2 separate regions of the Mus musculus genome follow, and region 1 is linked to region 2. A link is a contact called in ENCODE Hi-C or POLR2A ChIA-PET data. All regions are on one chromosome and are shown on one strand. Each heading gives the region's core, a stretch centred on a gene start or an enhancer-like site at or near the end of the contact. The rest is flanking DNA. Distances are from core to core; before and after follow the strand shown. Region 1 holds the start of Zeb2 (zinc finger E-box binding homeobox 2). Region 2 holds the start of Arhgap15os (Rho GTPase activating protein 15, opposite strand).

Evidence for each region. A loop is a pair of places that touch in the nucleus more often than their neighbours do. ChIA-PET counts read pairs that join two places held with the same protein, here RNA polymerase II (POLR2A).
Region 1: a loop to region 2 is called in a map of adrenal gland, with 7 times the contacts of the local background. The contact joins the promoter of Zeb2 here to the promoter of Arhgap15os in region 2. A Hi-C loop is called at or near these places in 1 of 37 maps with a recorded cell type or tissue (adrenal gland). POLR2A ChIA-PET finds 5 or more read pairs at or near these places in 1 of 5 experiments (Patski).

What each region holds. Positions count from the first base shown.
Region 1 is chr2:45,111,730-45,116,888 of GRCm38, reverse strand. Zeb2 (zinc finger E-box binding homeobox 2) reads left to right here and starts at 3,610. Exons shown (of 10, transcript NM_015753.4): 1 at 3,610-4,066. Zeb2os (zinc finger E-box binding homeobox 2, opposite strand) reads right to left here. Exons shown (of 3, transcript NR_110572.1): 2 at 3,896-4,046; 3 at 2,802-3,790.
Region 2 is chr2:44,063,591-44,068,290 of GRCm38, reverse strand. It overlaps Arhgap15os (Rho GTPase activating protein 15, opposite strand), which reads left to right and starts at 2,967. Exons shown (of 3, transcript NR_040622.1): 1 at 2,967-3,057; 2 at 4,457-4,549. Arhgap15 (Rho GTPase activating protein 15) reads right to left here. Exons shown (of 14, transcript NM_153820.3): 7 at 4,431-4,529; 8 at 3,184-3,307.

The sequences.
Region 1 (5,159 bases), core at 2,361-4,860, 1.0 Mb before region 2:
AAATCCTCAGCTGGCCGCCCCGCTGGGGCCAGGTGACGTGCGAGATTCCACAGCCCGCGGGCCTCGCAGCGGGGAGGTGAGGGACGGTCGCGGGCTCTCCGGTCCTGTTTTAGTTTTGTTTGAAAAGGGCTTCTCTGAGATGCTCCCGATTTTTTTTTTTTAAATAGGCTTTCCCCTCCTATCCTAGGCTCAACTCCGAATGGATTGGATTGCGAGTTTGCACGTGAGAAAACCGTTTGGCTTTGCCTAGACCCCGCCGTGCCCTCACACACCTAATCCAGGGGTCCCGGGTATCATCAGCCTTTGCTCGCAACTCTAAACGAAGTTAGGTTAGCCACGTCCTGCATAGCACTACAGGATTGAAACAATTCCTTTAGATGAAAGACCAGCTCCATTTCTAAACCAGAAAAGAATCCTTTTTTTTTTTCCCCTCCACATGGTACAAAATAAACACAATTTGCTTTAAAAAAAAAAAAAAATCATTAGCTGTGGCCAAATTCGAATTCTTTCTTCGGCTTGTGTGTTCAAGGGCAGAAAAGAACCTCTTCGGGCCTCTGGGCCAGCAGGAGTGGGGGTGGGGAGCGGCTGTGAAAGTTAAGGAAATTGACAGACTGAGAGGTGAATGGGGGGACAGGCTCCGGGTCTGGCTGCCGGGAATTGGAAAACAAAAGGGTGTCCTCCTCACCCTGCCGGGGGTGGGGGGCTTGGGGGGGGAGTCCTAAGAGGAGCAGTTGACTTTATCCAAGGAAAGCCTCAAGAATTATTTCCCCTCCAATGTCGATGTCAATATTATTTCACATTTGCATGTATCTGTTGTTTTAATCCCCTTCGCCTGCGCTAATCTCGAAGTGGATTATTAACGGGAAAACAGTCCAAAAAAGGAGCTAGTCCTCCTTCGCTGGACTTGTTTTGCTGCGTGAGGAGCCTCAGAGCTGTCCCTGGTCCCCTCTGGACTTTTCGTCCTGCGCTCCTGTATTATGTGGATCCCACGGTCCCCATTGTCCCTGACCTGGCCCTGGAACTGAGGGAGTGTTCCGAACAAATTTATATTCCAGCTTCCTCTGATTCCGCTGCTTCTGCGATGGTGGGAACACTCTCTCGCTCAGAAGCTTGGGGAGGGGCGTGCCAAGCAAGGGCAGTGGGCAACCTAGCCCCTCTCTCAGCCCTCGCGATCTTCCCTGTACCACTACCCAAACGTCCACCTCCATGTGAACCTAGAAAATTGAAGTTGGTTTTGTTTTGTTTTGATCTGTTTTTTTTTTTTCCATACCAATATATGGGAAAAGTCGAAACTCAGTGCTAACTATTGGGGGCCGCCTTTTGGCACTGGAGAGATGAATGAGTCTAAGGTAATCAGATAATTAGGTGTTTTTAATTGAAATAGTTAATGGTCTATTTTGTCAGATCTGAAGTAAGAAGATATTTTATATCCATGATAAGGTCAGAGGTTTGTAGCTATTTGTTCGACTTGCCATATAGTCTCATTGTGCCTTTGCACTGGTGTGTCTGGACTAAAAAGACGTCCAGTAGCTACCTGGGTGCCTGCAGAAGGGGCTTGCCAATAGTCACTCCGTAAAACAGGCTCCCTATTCCTCCAAGGGAGGCTTAACGGCACACTTTGGAAGAAGGTGGTCTCTGATTTTTTTTTTTTTTTTAAGGAAAGAGGTGGAAGGAAAAAGGATATGAACAGTAGTGATAAATCTTATGGGAGGAAACTTGATAAGTCTTACATATATTTAGTACAGCTACATGATAGTATGAGAAACGTAAAATATAGCACGGATGTGTTTGACCCATGCTGAAATCCTTTTCTTTATTAATAATTTTTCGACTGCAAATCCCAACAACCTACAGATCATCTATAGGTACTCTATCTGTGATAGGGGCAATGGAGAAATTAATTTATCCAATCCTTCTCATTGTAAATGCTCAAATTAGGAAAGAGGAGAGTGTGTAACCAACTGTGAAAATCCGCTTTCTTGCACCCTAGAATGAAATCTAGCTGTGGTCATGCTGGGTGGCTATTACCCTCCCCCCACCACCACCACTGAAAAATAAACATGCAAAATACAAAGCCCTGTAGCTCTGGGAGTGTGGCTGTGGCAGCAGCCCCTGTGGTGGCTTTCCCCTCCTTTGAGTGCAATCGCCAGTGACTCTTGCATTCAAAGTCTTGCTGTAGGCACACATTCAAAGCACAGTTCAAAGCAGTTTATCTTAATATGAGTAAAAGTCTAGTGTTGGATCAGGGTATTATTTGTTTCAGGTCTCTTCAGACTGAAAACAGGGGACTATGACATATTTGACAGTATTAAAGCAGAAAAACTGATAAGAGGCAGCTGTTTGGCCCTCTTCAAACCTCCACCTTTTCCTTTATACTGGAGTCTATAGGCTGTGAGACTGGGCATCTCTCTGTGCTCTCGGGTTCTTAAATACTTTCACTATTTAAAATAATGGGGGGGGGTCTCCTAGTATTTTAAGAAATTAAGCCTTAACTGTTGAGGCAAAACAGTTTCTTCCTTTTCCTATAAATACAGAGCATCCTCAAATTTGGCTGTCTTTATTTACTTCTATATTAGTTCCAATTATGTGCAGTGTAAACCAGCTTTTTGATTAACAAAACAGCAGAGCATTGGTTAAGAACACTTAAACTTCAAAAAAAAATCCCCTGGGAAGTGGGCTCTGAATTGGTTAATAATGTGCAGTACTTGCTAAATTGCTGACTTCCAGATGTGGAAAATATCTTTCTTGTTTAGGACCTATGTAACCTGATTGGATTACGACAGAAGCGTCACGTTGGAAGCTTTTTGAGTGATTATTTAATTAACCATACAGTAGAAAGCTGTATTCTCCAGGAAATCCCTTCCATATTTGCATAACCAATCCCTTCAGAGCAAAGGTGGAGTCTTTTCTTTTTAATTTTAGTTTAATTGCAATATCAAAAATATGCACTTCAAAACTTAGACCCCACACAGTTTAGTGTCACCCTCTTCTTTCTTTCGTCCTAAGTTCCTCTGACCTTTCTCCTTCTTCCTCCTGCCCCTGTCCCCTCACTTTGTAATGTGGTCTGCATGAGGTGTAGAGGGGTCCAGAGATTGGCCAGCATAGTACAGCTCTATGTTAACCTAGAGACCCTTTATTAAAATGCCAAACTTTTAATATAGGGATCCAATCCAGAAAATCTCCCCCCCACACACACACACACATACACACATACACTGCACACTGAGATCCTAAGATGCAGTGTACAAGTAGCATTTCCCTCCCCTAGCTCTGGCATCTTTAAAAAAAAAAATGTAATAAGAGAAAGGGCAAGAATTTAGTTCCAAAAACGGTGCTTGAGGTATCCATACAACTTGACGTGCACCTCAAACCTAGTCACCAGAGATATCTGTATAAGACAAGAGATCTGCATGGAAGACCCGAGAGCTTTCCCTTTAACTTTCGCCCCTTGGAGTTCTCCAGTTCTGTGAATGGTGTGCACCGTTTTCCGCCCAGTACTCTGCAGGATTTAGTGATGAGGATAATGATGCCAAAGGCTTGCTTGACGGGGGGGGGGGGGGGGGGGGGGGGCGTGGAGAAGGGAGGGAGGGAGAGAGGAAGGGAGGGAGGTGGAATTTCATTTCTTCCACTAAAGCGTTTGCGGAGACTTCAAGGTATAATCTATCCCAGATCCTTTCCCAGAGAGAAACTTGGCGATCACGTTTTCACATGATGCTCACGCTCAGGGCGCTTCAATTATCCCTCCCCACAAAGATAGGTGGCGCGTGTTTCAGGGTCTCTCTTCTCTCCCCTACAGAAAAGAAAAAGAAAAAAATGTCATTAGAAGAGGCGTAACACGTCAGTCCGTCCCCAGGTTTGTGTTTCCTGGAGTGGCCGAAAAGAGATCAGTTCTAACCTGCTCGGCAGGAATAACGGTCCTGCCTCCAGACACTCTTGGCGAGGTTTTGTTCAGTTTGCTCCGGGAGCTGTTTCTTCGCCTCCACCTTTTTCTCCCCCACACTTCGCGGCTTCTTCATGCTTTTTCTTCTCACCATTTCTGGCCAAAACTACAAACAAGACTTCACAGGTAGGTTTCCCACCCCCCCCTTCTTTTCCTCCTCTTTTTATCCTTTTTTGGTGCTCTTGCCCCCCACCCTCCCTCTCTAATTTTCTCATTTTGAGTGGGAATGTTAGTCTGAAGTGAGCCGGGTGTCTCTGGACAGGAATTTCAGGTGGTTTTAGCTCTTTGGTGGCAGGCTTTCTTTTCCCAAGAGTGGCTTCTTTGCTTTCTCATGCCTTCCCTTACTCTCTCTTTCCTTTCCTCTCCCTTTTTCCCCTTCCCCCAGTAATTCGCCCTGTACCTGTCCATTCAGGTAACCAAAGGTGTTTTTTGCTACATAGTCTAGGAAAAGTTTTGTTGAGAACTGAATGGCTGGGGTAAAAAACTCATCAAGTGGAGAGTTTCTACTGCTTTGTTCTCACACCGACTTTCAATTCATTATATCAAGCAATTAAAACTTGGCAAATACCTGTTAATAATTATAAAACTTATTCGAGAAAGACCTACCAAATTCGGGAGCAAGTCCTTCTCTTAGATCTGGCAGACTAGTCTAACCTTTCCCACCGGAGAAGGCTGTTTTCTAAGCAGAAACTTGACTGTTTTTGTCTGCCTAGCGAGTTTCATTTCTTTATTTCATTCTTTGTGTGTGTGTGTGTGTGTGTGTGTGTGTGAAGTAACACCTCACTTCTGTGATTATAAATAAAGAAGTGAAAGTTCTCTTGGAACTTGAGTCGTTTACCAAAGTGTATGGGAGAGGGGGGGTCGCAACAGCTGGGAAGAAAACTGCTGTCAGGATAATAGGGTTAAAATTAGGGTAACTTTTGATATTTTATTTTAAATGACCAAGTAATATACACATCGATTTTTCATGGAACTCCTCTCTCTCTCTCTCTCTCTCTCTCTCTCTCTCTCTCTCTCTCTCTCTCTCACACACACACACACACACACACACACACACACACACCACACCACACCACACCACACCACACCACACCACACCACACCATTCCAGACTTTGGGACTGAAAAGTCGGAGTTCAAGAGTCACAGGCACAGTGCTGAGCTCAGCTAACATAAACGTGTTTATCTCCCACCTACTTACATGTTTCACATGCTAACCC
Region 2 (4,700 bases), core at 1,718-4,217:
GCCAAAGGCAGCAAACAGACAATACAGTTTGTGCTTGGACTACTAATAAGGAAGAAGTTACTGTGAATCCCACTCCACATAATTACTTAATCCCCAGACAGTGACTTAAAACTTAATATATGATTTAAGAACCTTAATCTTTGGGCATTCTAATCTAAGGACTAGTTCAGAAGGGCTTCATACATGGGAGTTCTTACTTGAAAAAAAAAGGTTTTAAAAAAATCAAATATAAATATGCTAGTAACTATTTTAAACCCATCGTCTAATTTAATATTGTGTGGATAGGTTACTCGCTATGGCTTCCAAGTGAAATTAAGACAAGCATGCGATTAGATGTAACTTGGTGTAGAGAGTAACAAACTATGCCCTAACTTGAAAGAAGTCTTGCAACTGTAGATAATCGAGACAATATCGAAAAAAGAATATTTTTGAAAATTAGGATTAGCAGCCCTTTTATTTTACTAGGAAAATCTATCTGAAAGCATGTGGGCTTTGGTTTAAGTTCACTGATGTGTAGAAATTTTATTTTCACTTTTTAAAAAATGTCCACCCAGGTCCAAGTTTGAAACAGATTAGCTTTTATTTGTTCACGTAACTGCAGCATATAGTTAGGAGAGCAGGTTGTAAAAGCAGATTGCTTGAGTTTGACATGTGTCTCTTAAATGTCTTCCACACTTTAGATGCCTTGGCTTCCACATTTACAATCTAGGGTTAAAAATGGCAGCAATCTCTTCGGATGGATGAGAATACCCAGTCATTATAAGTACTTGGAACAGCACCTAGCGAACAGTACCTACAAAGTGCTATCTTAGGCTAGTGCTGTTTTACCTTAAAAGTCACTGTTCAATCAAGGGGATTTTGACTTGAAAAAATACCTGCCTCATTTGTTATCTTTAAGAAAGACTTTGCTCTTTTAGTAAATAATACTCTTCTTTTTATTTATTTTTAATATTTTTTATTATTACGTATTTTCCTCAATTACATTTAGAATGCTATCCCAAAAGTCCCCCATACCCTCCCCCCCACTTCCCTACCCACCCATTCCCATTTTTTTTTTGGCCTTGGCGTTCCCCTGTACTGGGGCATATAAAGTAATGGGCCTCTCTTTCCAGTGATGGCCGACTAGGCCATCTTTTGATACATATGCAGCTAGAGTCAAGAGCTCCGGGGTACTGGTTAGTTCATATTGTTGTTGCACCTACAGGGTTGCAAATCTCTTTAGCTCCTTGAATACTTTCTCTAGCTCCTCCATTGGGGGCCCTGTGATCCATCCAATAGCTGACTGTGAGCATCTACTTATGTGTTTGCTAGGCCCCGGCCTAGTCTCACAAGAGACAGCTATATCAGGGTCCTTTCAGCAAAGTCTTGCTAGTGTATGCAATGGTGTCATCGTTTGGAGGCTAATTATGGGATGGATCTCTGGATATGGCAGTCTCTAGATGGTCCATCCTTTTGTCTCAGCTCCAAACTTTGTCTCTGTAACTCTTTCCATGGGTCTGAAGAAGAACGAAGACCAAAGTGTCGACACTTTGCCCCTTCTTAGAATTGGAAACAATAATACTCTTTTCTAATGTGGGGTAATTAACTATAGAGAAAGACTGACTCTTCTTTTCATAAAATTTTTTTTCTAAGAAACATTCTAACACTTTTCATGTAATTACTGTTCAGTGCTGCATCTGTCAGCCTCAGTTTCTCAAACATGCTTTTGCGAATCCTCCCCCCCACCCCCCACACACACACACTGCTTCAGGGTTTAAAAGCATGTTAAGTTTTCTTCCACAACGGCAATTAAATATCAGATTTCAGATCTGATAATCACTGCATCACAAACTCTTGTGCATTTACAACAAAATATTTACATAATTAACATTAAGTATTGACTCATAACTGAATCCTAACTCTGTAAGGCTGTGTTAGATATGTTACCTTATACCTCATCCCAGGTGCAACAAAAGACAGAAACTCAAGAAGTAAAGGAAACTACTATTGAATTTAAATTAACTCCAAATAATAGCCCTTAAAAAGGCACAGATGAGTCTTCACCAACACCCCATGGACTTTGTGGCCATAGGCAGTTACAACCTTCTTAAACAGCAGCATTAAGCAGATGATTTGCTGAATCAGTCTCTGGTAGCTGGAGAAAACTATGGCAGAGGCCCCTTAACAGTTAGTTCCCTCTTTTCAAAAGGATCTCAATTCAACATCTCCTGTAGCCTCTAGAACGGTGGGTCTTAATCATTCATCTTTGAAAGAGATGTTGCCACGCATACACTACCACATCTTTTCTAATGACGCATATGTGTTATAAACAAATATATTCATTTACCGTACATTTTTATTTACACCTCATGTACTGGTGTTTCTGTAACTTACTGACTTGTCCTTAAGTTTCAAAAACTAGGATATAAATATATTTCCATGTAGAAAAAATGGTTAAAAATAGCTGGGTGGGAGGTTTAAGGAAGTTGCTATAATTTTAAAGACAGAATTAGCTGATATGAAATATATCTACATGTCCTTTCAGAAGTCTAGTGCTTAGTTTTCCTGTGTGGATTACATGTGGCATGTTGTAATCATCCCCTTTTGTTGAGGAAGAAGCAGGCTGGCTAAAGAAATAAGTTTCGAAGAGCATAATGTAAGTGATATAAGTTATTGTTATTCCTAATCAATTGCGTTGGAAGCAGAACTCACCGTAACTTCGATAACCACTTCATTCAGGTCTCAGGTTTCCTGTCCACTCTGGAATGTATATTTCTAAATTTCCCTGGTTTTCTGGAAGTGTGGACTGGTGCAAAAGCTGTTGGTTTAGTTGGGCCAACTCTGATGGTCACTCTTGTCTTTTAATGTATGAAAATCAAATGGTCAGCATGCCAGATGCTTGACATTTCCCACTCTCAAAATCAATCACCAATCTGAACTCTGTGGCGATTACTCAGAGATTCAGAGGTTTGCTGTAAGCAGAGACCATGACCTTGGAACAATTATTTTCTCAAAAGATATTACCAACAATGATGTGAGCCGAATGCCCAGACTGCCCTCCAGCGCATGAATCCCTAGGTAAGAAATGGCTACGAATCTTCCAAAGTAGCCTGGCTTTGGCTTAAATCTCATTTTAATACATTTATATTTCATAAGCTCTGCATTTAGACAGAGGTAAAAGGAGCAGTCAAAGAAAACACTTACTGAAGGACTTCCTGTGTTCTGGTTTCTGTTCTTTTCTATCGATGTGGCAGTGACTCGGCAGTTCAGAACTTGAGGATCTCTGCAAATTGAACAACTCCAGGGACCCACAACTTGGATTCTTTGGCTAGAAATAATAGAGAGTACCTTTTACTAGGAAGAAAGAATACGCGAGTTTTGTGTCTTATCTTGATGCTAAATTTAACCGGTCTTTTGAGTAAGTTAATTTTTGTGTGTGTGTGTGGCTGGGTAACGGCCTGTATTCTAAGCACAGTGTTTATACTGATTCATGCATCCAAATAGTGCTTACTAAATGCTATGAATTATTCAAAGAACTGTACATATATCAACTCAGTTAATCCTCTCAGGAATTCAGCAGGGCCCACACATAGACAACATTACTAGTTCTGAGAAAACAGACAAGGAAAAGATATAGAAGAAGAAAAAACATCTTTCCCAAACTATGCATCGAGTAAATACGAACAGTGTTTAAAGTTTTTCTGGCCTTATATTGTATACTTAAAGATAATAATCCATGTTTTGTTGTCTATATATTGGGGATTCTGTTGATAGTATGGAAAGACAATTTTAATTTGTACAGTTTGATCTTTTAAGAGATATAATGAAAGGTTTTAAATACATTATCCTGTTTTAGAGCATACTAAGAGTTCTCAAGAATATTTTTCCATTATATATTTACATAAGTGAAATAAAATTAAGTCAATAAAAAAGTTTTAAATAATTTAAGCCTTAAAAAACATGTAATCTGAATGCATACTTTGAGCTATTTTTCTAACGTTCTAGGTATTTAATTTTTTTTTTGAGAAGATCATTCTAGCTTAGTTGGAAAATAATAACATTACATGTGAATGATTTTTCCTTGTGGTATTATAACAGTAACTATGGTCATAGATACAAAGATACTTAATTTCCAGAATAACATATGTCAGATACTACAACAAGCAGAAAATATAGTTTTCAAGCACCTGAGTGCTTTTTACAACCTCCAGAAAAAGGAGACCATGCTCTATTCCAGAATAAGAACAGTGCTCGTTTGAAAGATGAAATGATGTCTACCTCACAAATCTTGACGGAAGGAACATTCCTTATGCTTTCTATTAAGCTTAAAATAGCTAGTATCTCTCAGACATAGGATCCATTTACATGTGTGAACCTTATATGCCTGAACAGTAAGATTTAAATGACTACATTTTAATTAAAAAATGTTAACAGCCCAAACAAATACATACCAATCTGTCAATTGCATTTTTGATAGCTTGGAACCAATCCAATATGAGGAAGTCAATATCTGACTGTAGAAGGAACTCATTTCCTGACACTGTTGTGATCTGAGAGGAAAAATGGACAGGTAAGAAGACCATGTTAGATGTATTTCTTACATTAATAATATCACCTTCAAGGACAAGTTCATCACGTGGACATATTTGTTGTATTCCAGCAATTGTCTTTCTGGGAACTAAGGAGAATGCTGACATTTTGAACTCCTCTCTATAAACTGT